Linked DNA regions of Mus musculus: region 2 is linked to region 1. A link is a loop called in an ENCODE intact Hi-C map of the cell type or tissue named here. Cell type or tissue: gastrocnemius. All regions are shown on one strand. Links, peaks and the distances in the headings refer to the core of each region. The heading gives the core; the rest is flanking DNA.

Evidence for each region. Peaks named below come from ENCODE experiments on the same cell type or tissue, not always from the same donor. Only the 100,000 strongest peaks of a DNase experiment are listed, where the experiment ranks them.
Region 2: it touches region 1 in a loop (2.6-fold over the local background); 4 of 42 quality-filtered maps call a loop at or near these places.

The regions. Positions count from the first base shown.
Region 1 is chr17:86,839,109-86,843,477 of GRCm38, reverse strand. No RefSeq gene overlaps it. Among named protein-coding and RNA genes, the nearest start is that of Tmem247, 76 kb to the left of the region's middle. In gastrocnemius, for the core only: no CTCF peak of the experiment used is centred there; a DNase peak (open chromatin) is centred at 2,044.
Region 2 is chr17:86,895,162-86,899,530 of GRCm38, reverse strand. No RefSeq gene overlaps it. Among named protein-coding and RNA genes, the nearest start is that of Tmem247, 20 kb to the left of the region's middle. In gastrocnemius, for the core only: no CTCF peak of the experiment used is centred there; DNase peaks (open chromatin) are centred at 1,587 and 1,835.

The sequences.
Region 1 (4,369 bases), core at 1,012-3,511:
TCTGGGGGCTGTGGCACAGTGAACTTTAACTTACTATATCGTTATTTCATTTTCATGGGGATAAAAATCTACATGTCAAGACCCTTTAAAGTGTACAGCTCAGTGGTTTTCAGTGTGTTAACAGAATTATGAAACCATGCCTACCTCCACGTTTTCACAATCCCAAGGAGAACCATCACCATTTCCCCTTTCTCAGGCCTGGGAAACTGCAGGTTGAGTTCTGTCTCTGGGTTTACTTGTTCTGAACATTTCACCTAAGTGCAGTCATGCAGTGTGTGGTCTTCTGCCCAGCACCTTCCACACAACATCTTTTGAAATTCTTCAACTCTTCACCACTTTTCTATGGTTGGTAATATTCCCTAGTATGGGTATAACTCGTGAAGCGTATCTATCCTCCAGCTGTTGGCTATTTGGGCCATTTCCCCTTCGGAGATGTATGAATAAGGCAGCTACAAAGAAACATTTGAACCCAAAGTTTCTTCATACAAATGTGTTTTAATTCTCTCAGATGTGTGCCTTGGAGTAGAGCTTCTGGATTGTATGGTAGCTCTGTTGAGAAAAGTTTCTAGAAAGTTCTAGATGCACAGACAATTCGTACCCCACCAACACTGATGTCCACTTAGGATTCACTCACTCCAGCAGACTGTGAAGTGGGACCTCATTGTGGGTTTGCTTTGCATTTCCTGGTAGCAACAATGTATAGTGACTAAGTTTATTGGCCATTTGTCTACCTTCTTTAGAAAATGTCTATTCAAGCCTTTTGACTGTGTTTAAACTGGGTTATTTTCTTTCTAGTTGATGGTGTATAGGCGTTCTTTATATATTCTGGATCAGTCCCTCACCGGGATACTGGTTTGAAAATAGTACATCCACCTGCATGGGCATCTTCACTGCCTTGACTCTCCTGTCTTTCCTACTTGTTCTATCAGCCATGGAGTGACATTCGATAAAATCTCCTACTAAGACTGTAGGTTTTCTACTTTTCGTAATATGTTTACCAGGCATTTATAAATACAGTATTACTAAGAGAAGGCAGGTGTAGCATGTGCGAGGCCTTGAGTTTGATCCCACACCACTGCAAATAGAAGAAAAGTCAACAGGCAGACACAGCACAAGTGCTCCTTACTATTGAGGACCCTGCCGTCGCTGTGAACTGTTGCTCCTGCTTTGTTTTTTATTTAAAGAAAAGGTTTTTTGGTTTTTGGTTTCTTATTAAAAGCCTTTCTGTTAGGCTCTAGGGTGGGTTCCAGTGTTAGACACTGAGGAGGGTTCTAGTAATAGGCACTGGTGTGGGCTCCAGTCCTTTCTGTCAGGCACTGGGTTGGGCTCTGGTCCTTTCTGTCAGGCACTGGGGTGGGCTCCAGTCCTTTCTGTCAGGCATTGGGGTGGGCTCTGGTCCTTTCTTCGGTCAGCATCTGCACTGTATCCTTTGTGCCCTTTTCTATCATTTGCATCTTTACTTATAAAGTGTGTCTCTGGTGTGGTCTCTTTTTATTTTCTTAATTTGGTGTGATGTTGCCACTTAATAGAAATCTTTAGCCTGCTTCTATTTTATACAACTGCTAAGGTGGATTTAACCGAGTATCTCACCGGTTGGCTTCCATTCGCTCCGCTACTCTTTTTGCACATACTTTCAAAAAATAAAATTTAAATTTCCCTATTTGTCTTATCATATATTACTTTAAAATTCTTTTGTGATCACCAAAGTGATTGTAATATACACCTATCACTTATTAAGGCCAAACACAATTGGTATATCTACTACTTTCTAGATAATTCAAAGACTATATTCTGCTTAATTCCATTTCCATTTTCTAACTTCATGCTACTATTAAGTTTATATCAGTCCTACTTTACTTTAAACTATATGGTTGTTGAGTTTTAGATTTCTTTATTTAATTCTAATGTGTGCATTGTACCCTACATGTATGTACAGGCACTACCTGTATAACTAGTGCCTGCAGAAATCAAAAGGAATCAAATCCCCAGCACCTGGAGTTACAAATGATTATAAGCTGCCCTGTGGGTGTCTGGTCCTGAGCCTGGTTCTTTGCCAGAGCAGCTGGTGCTGTCGACTATGGAGCTGCCTCTCCTCATGGTTCTTTGTCAGTGTGCTCTAGGACATTCCCTTCCCTTGAACTAATATTGCTGTTGTAACAGTTAACATTCCCTTGAATTTGCTCATTTGCATACTGTTTGCATTGCATGACGCCCTATAGGTTTTGGGCATTTTTTCATCTCATTTGCATATCATTTGCATTGCATGCCTTCTTATAGTTTTTGCATATTTTTGCATATCTGCTTTACAGGGATCAATTTTAAATACACTTTATTTTCGGAGTAGTACTTTACAAAGATCAAGATGAATTGTCAGATTCAATCCCAGCAAATCAACATATTTTGTTCCAATTATTTGGAAGGAAATGGCACATTTTTGGGAATGAAAGCCCTTACTTTGTTCAGATTTTCTTGGTTTTTGCAAGTATCTTCATTTCTGGTGTTGCATCCTAAAGGGTGACACTATATTTAATTGTCCTCTGGTTGTCCTTAATAGAGACCATGTTCACCATATCTGTTCTGGGAGAGGCTGGCACTTTGAAGGACAGGGGTGAGCTTCGTCTGAAGAATTTTCCTCCTTTGAAATTTTCTTGAGGTCCCTCCCATAATTCGATCCAGTAGAGACCTTTGACAGAGAAGCCATTGAGGTATGTTGTCATTTGTGTCACAGATCCACCCCTGAATTTAGACCACATGCCCTGAGGGTGATGGTAAGGGAGAGATGTGACGAATCAGACTTCTCCCAGGGACTCCGTCACCTGTCCATCTTCAGTTGGCATCTGGCTGTGCCTCGTGGGGCTGTCCTAAAGGTGTATTTCTCTGCACGTTAGCTCTTGATGTAAGAGAAACGTTGCATCAAGTGCCTGTCCCAGGGAACGAGTATGCTGCCCCCAGAGGAGAGACCGACTAGGTGTGAGGTGGATCTCCTCAGGGCTCTCTCTCAGGGTCATTTCGACTCGTGGGACTTGTTGCCTTAGTCTCTGGCTTTTGGTGGAATTCCACAGTATCTCCAAGAATCACACAGTCCAAATCAATAGCAACAAAGGAAACGGTTTAGAACTCTCTAGTGAACATAATTTTCACAGTTTCTTCTGCCTCCACTTCAGAGGCAAGACTACTCTCTTCTCTTCATTTCCAGTCCCCAGGTCCAGCCATCTCTGAGGCCCCGAATGGCCTGCACAAAGAGCCTCCTATGGATTTGAAAAAGCCATTTTTAACCTCCTCACAGCCCTGCAGGACATCATGTTCTTCCATCTCTCCTATGCTTTCTTTGTCATACTGAGAAAACACAAACAGCAAGCTGAGGAGAGAGGCAGCTCTGGATCTTAATTTCACTGGAAACACTTCCTCATGTACTTTAATTCAATTTGGTGACATAGTTGAGAGTCCCTTTGCCATTTTGGTCATCTTTCTTTGAATCGATTTTTGTTGTTTTATATCTCTGTTAAAGTATGGTGCCCAGGGAGGGACATAATATGTAGAAGTAGCTACCCAGCTATCCATAATACTGTAGGGTTACCAATTCCTTTCACTCAGCCTATTTTTTTGTGGAGTGCAGTGGCACGCTATTGTTATCTTATTAAATAAATGAGCCCCACTCTCTTGATAGTGTTGGACTTCCCCCTCGTTAGATAGAAAGAGCCCATAACTACCCCAATACCCGATCCCTGTCCGAAGTGGCTTCCTTCAGAATGACTGACCCTCAGACGGAAGCCAACCTGACGGATGCAGTCAGCATTCTGGGATTTAAGTATCAGGAATGAACACACATATTTTTGCATTCCCAACCCCCCTCCTGCCAGCTTACCCCAATCTGAGGCATCCCTACCACCCAGAGTTGAATGTTGGAGCCATGCCTTGGCCCTTCATGAGGCTCCTCAACTATTGTCAGTGTTCACGCTCAGCTTCCCTCGCCTCACCCAGGCTAATGAGGGTTGGGAAGCGTCCTTTGTTTAGAGCCAACTGGGTCTCCTAGCTGCAACTGTCTCCTTCTTCTCTTTGTCCACTACTGGGCCCCCTCGTATGGGTTAAAAACCCAGATTGGACCAAATGGGAGGGAGCTGCCCTGGCAACTCTTATACTTGCTTCTGGAAAGCAAAGTTAAACACATACAAACCCATGTGTTCAGAGTGTATGTGGGTGGCTTGTGGGGAGTTCTCATAGATACTGAGGAACTGTCAGAAGCACTCTCTCTCTCTCTCTCTCTCTCTCTCTCTCTCTCTCTCTCTCTCTCTCTCTCTCTCTCTGCCATGCTCCAGGAGAGGTCTGCCCCAGACTTGAGCTTCTAAGAAACTACCAAAAAATGATCCAT
Region 2 (4,369 bases), core at 624-3,123, 56 kb before region 1:
GCTGAAGTTTGGGTTTGCTGCATGTGGTGGCACCTTTAATACCAGAACTCAGGAAGCAGAGGCACATGGATCTCTGTGAGTGCAAGGCCAGCCTGGTCTACAGAGCAAGTTCTAGTTCCAGCTGGAGCTGTATAATGAGACAACCATCTCCAAACAGACAGACAGACAGACAGACAAACAAACAATCCACTAAACAAACAAAAACCTGCAAAAGTTTGTGTTCAAAGGCCCAGCTTGGCTTTGGACAGGGTGAGTTTTATCCATTAGACACTACACGCCAATGTGGGGTCGGGGACAGGGACTGGATTATCCTTGCTGGGGAAGCAATTGGACATAGGACAGTGGGGACTAAGGTTATGGGCTGCATGAACACTACATCCATGTGGCTGTGAAAGAAAGATGTGTTGCAGGATGGAGCAGCAGCTGGGGAAAATGGACCAAACAAGACCTAGGTCTGAGCTCATTTTGCAGGAAGAAGGAACAATTCTGGTAGGAATCCAGAAACAGACAGTCACAGAGGAGAGCTTGCTGCTGGGGGAGCCAGTCCCAGAGATGCCAGTGACACAATGATGGCCCCGCCTGCTCTTTCTCTGGGGAGGGCTGAGATGGAGGACAGTTGCAGGTAGATTTCTAGGCCACAGGGCTCTGACAGAGTTGGGATAAGGAGAGTTTGTTTTTGTTTGTTTGTTTGTTTTTAATGTATATTTCTTTAAAAAAGAAATGGTGCTAGCAAGGTGGTGCATATATAATCTCATTCCTTGGATGCTGGAGACACTAGCATCATGAGTTCAAGGTCAACCTAGGCTATAGAAGAAGTTCAAGGCCAGCCTGAGCTACATGAGACCCAACTTCAGGAACAAACAAACAAACAAACAAACAAACAAATGTCTGCTGAATGACAGAAAGAAGAGTCTTTGGGAACTTAGAGGAGGATATAAAAGTTCAGAAGTGTCCCTAAGGGGAATGCCAGTTGAGCTGATGCCATATGTACAATGGTGATGTTTTCTCCAGCAGCCCTAACCTCTGGGCTTAGGAGCATGGTATTTAGCTTTCCCCCACTAGGGGTAGATGTGATGGAGAGAGAAAGGTGATAGAGCTGAGGTAAGTAATAAGAGAGCAATCGACACCAACCCCCTGTGAGCAAGCAAAGCCAGAAGATGCAGAGAGACCAAAGAGTCAGGCAGAGCAGAGTTCAGGGGTCAAGGTGAGGTCAGAGAGTAGGTGACCTGAGGAGCTTGAGAGAACCAGAGGGCCAACGTGTTGTCATAGAGTGATGCAGAGGTGAAGGCAGGAGCAATCAGGTGGTCCTGGGTGGTAGTAAGATAGATGGCACGATGGGATGCAGGCCTCAATATGGAGAGGAGGGAGAGAAGGCTAAACAGTCTTGGACTGGAACATGGCTCTCCTTCACCTGGATCCACGTTCTCTCAAGATGGAGCAGGACGTGGTGGATGATGGTAAATTCCTCACTCTAGGAGGAGCGGAGCCTCTGTAGTCCCTAAAGAGATGCTGGTGGAAATGAGAGTCGAAGAGAACAGAAGGCTTGGCTTGACCACCAAGCCAAGAGGGAGGTGGGGGGCTTGCCCGAAAGCCAAAGACGGCTGGCCACTTTCTGAAGTCCTGAAGGGATTTATGCCTCTACTTCTTGCTTCTACTGACTTTTCTTTTACATCTATGTAAGATTTCAATATTCTTGCATCTATTTTTATTTATTGTTCATGTGCAAGTGTATTCCTGGTGTGCATGTGACAGTCAGACCATGTGAGAGGGAGTTCTCTCCTTCCACTGTGTGTGTTCCAGGGACTAACAGCAGATTGTCAGGCTTAATTAAGTTCCCTTAACTGCTGAGCCAACCTGCTGGATGCATTCCACACACACACACACACACACACACACACACACACACACACACACACAGAGACACACACAGAGACACAGACACACACACACACAGACACACACACACAGACACACAGACACACACAGACAGACACACAGACACACACACAGACACACAGACTCACATACACACACATACACACACACACACACAGACACACACACACACACAGACACACACAGACACACACAGACACACACACAGACACACACACACACAGACACACAGACACACACACAGACACACACAGACACACACACACACAGACACACACACACAGACACACACACAGACACACACACACAGACCACAGACACACACACACAGACACACACACACAGACACACATACACACACACAGAGTGAGAGAGAGAGAGATACATACATTTTAATCTCTCTGTGTGTATATGTGAGAGAGCTCTAGGACAGGTACACATTTGCAATAGTGTATGCATGTATAACAGTCAGAGGACAACTTTGGGAGTTTGGCCACAGCTTTTTGTAGAGGCCAGTCTCTCTTGTTTCTAATACTTTGTCATGTGTTTTGGACTTCTGAGCTGGGCTTCTGAGCAGTTTTCCTGTCCTACCTCCTATCTCTGCACAGGAGTGCTGGGGTTACAATGGCTTTTTACAGGAGGTCTAGGGCTCTGAACTCAAGTCCTGGGCCTCATCAGGTAAATGTTTTGGCCTGCCCGCTGAGTTCTCTTCTACAACATTGTTAGGTCCTTGAGAGCAATTATAACGTAACTCTCACACTTTAGGTGTGTGAAGCCAACTTGGTAAGAAGCTAAAACTTTTCCTTAATGAACCCCACACTCCTTCGCAGACACTGGGAGACTTGGCCAGTTTGCGGCTGAACACTGGGCTCATTGCCTGACATCCATGGCTGAGCTCTTCATTTTTCTCCCATCAGTTTGTACTTTTGACAGGAACACCCCCGTGCTCAAAGCTCAAGGTCTGAGGATTGTTGAGCTCACGTGAAAAATAAGAGGCAGGCTAAGGTTTCTTGTGCGTACCTGTGGAGAGCCTGAGATCTAGAAATCTAGAAACTTAGGTGAAACCTGAGTTTTCATGTGTTCTTAGCGCTCTGGAGACCGAGGCAAAAACCAAGTATCTGATCAGAAGGATACCAAACCCTGCGGACTCAAACCTGCAGGATTACGTGCACAATAAACAGCTAACTGTAGACAAAGGCAAATATTTAATTTGAGGTGGAGTTTTGTTTTCCTTCTGTCAGGATAACAGAAAGCTTGGATCAAAGCCTCAAAGCTTCTGGGACTAATGACCAAAAAATCAAATTACATGTCATTAACTGCCTCTCAAAGACTCCTGGGAAGCCATTTGAACATGCAAGGGTTCCTTGGGAAAGCCGGACTTGGTACTTCCAGATTGAGGGAGGCAAACTGAGGAGAAGAAGGGTGGAGGCAAGGTAATTATATTTGATAAACTCAATTAAAACTTCTTAGTGACTGTAATGGGTTCTGCTCTAGCAATGAAAAAAAATTATCAGGTCAATACCTTTGATGATTCAAGTGAACAAAAGAAAAATTAAACAAGTTTCTAGAACCTGCTTACTTCAAGGTAAGACCAGATCCTAAATTATGGAAGATACTTTAGGACTCATTAATACACATTGGGCTGACCCATTTAGCTTGGTGATGGGCCATGGATATCTAAATGCAAGGGGCAGAAGGGTGCTGGCAGCCCTCACAATGTCAGTCTAAGCTTGATTTTGGTATCCTCTGCAGCTGACATAAGCGCTGTCCATGGTTGTCTCGGAGAGTGTTCCATTTTGCTTGCTGGGTAAGGAGGTGTTGATTTGGCCTTGGTCTTGCTATAGCCGTATACCCTGACTATGTTGGGTCTCACTGTGGAGATGGTGGAAGGTTGCTGTAGTTTACACACTGATTTGGTTTTGGCCTGAGAGGCTGAGATCACTAAAACGTTGCAAACAAAAGCCTGGATTAAGTTCTTTTAACATAGGTGATGCGAGCCAAAAACTAGTCGTAACTTGAATGGATTAACGCTGTGACTGTAGGAAGGGTTTTTGAAGGAGTTCCTGTTTCTCTTCCAAGATTCAGTACTCAGGGATGGAAGTTTACTGACCTTTCATGGTCACATCTATTCTTCCTTTCTTCTCTCTGAACCCTCCTCCTTCTTGCCACATGTTCCCTGCAGTTCTCCGTAGAAAGGACACTGAGCAGAAATCACATTCCTCTCTGAGCATCAGCGGCAGCCTCCCAAGTGGCCCATCCCCATCATCCTCTTAGCTTGCCATCGTCGCCCAACTCAGTGGCACAGTCAGAGCTCCTGGGGACAGTCAGTCTTTGGTTGGCCTCCCCATCTTTATCTTTTACCAACTGTTTCCTGTGCTGTTGCTGGCAAAGTTTAAAAACAAAACAAAGGACTGGGCTCCTTGGAGTAGCCATTGGGAGCCAGCTGGGGTGTGAAGGCCACCTGGCTCTACCT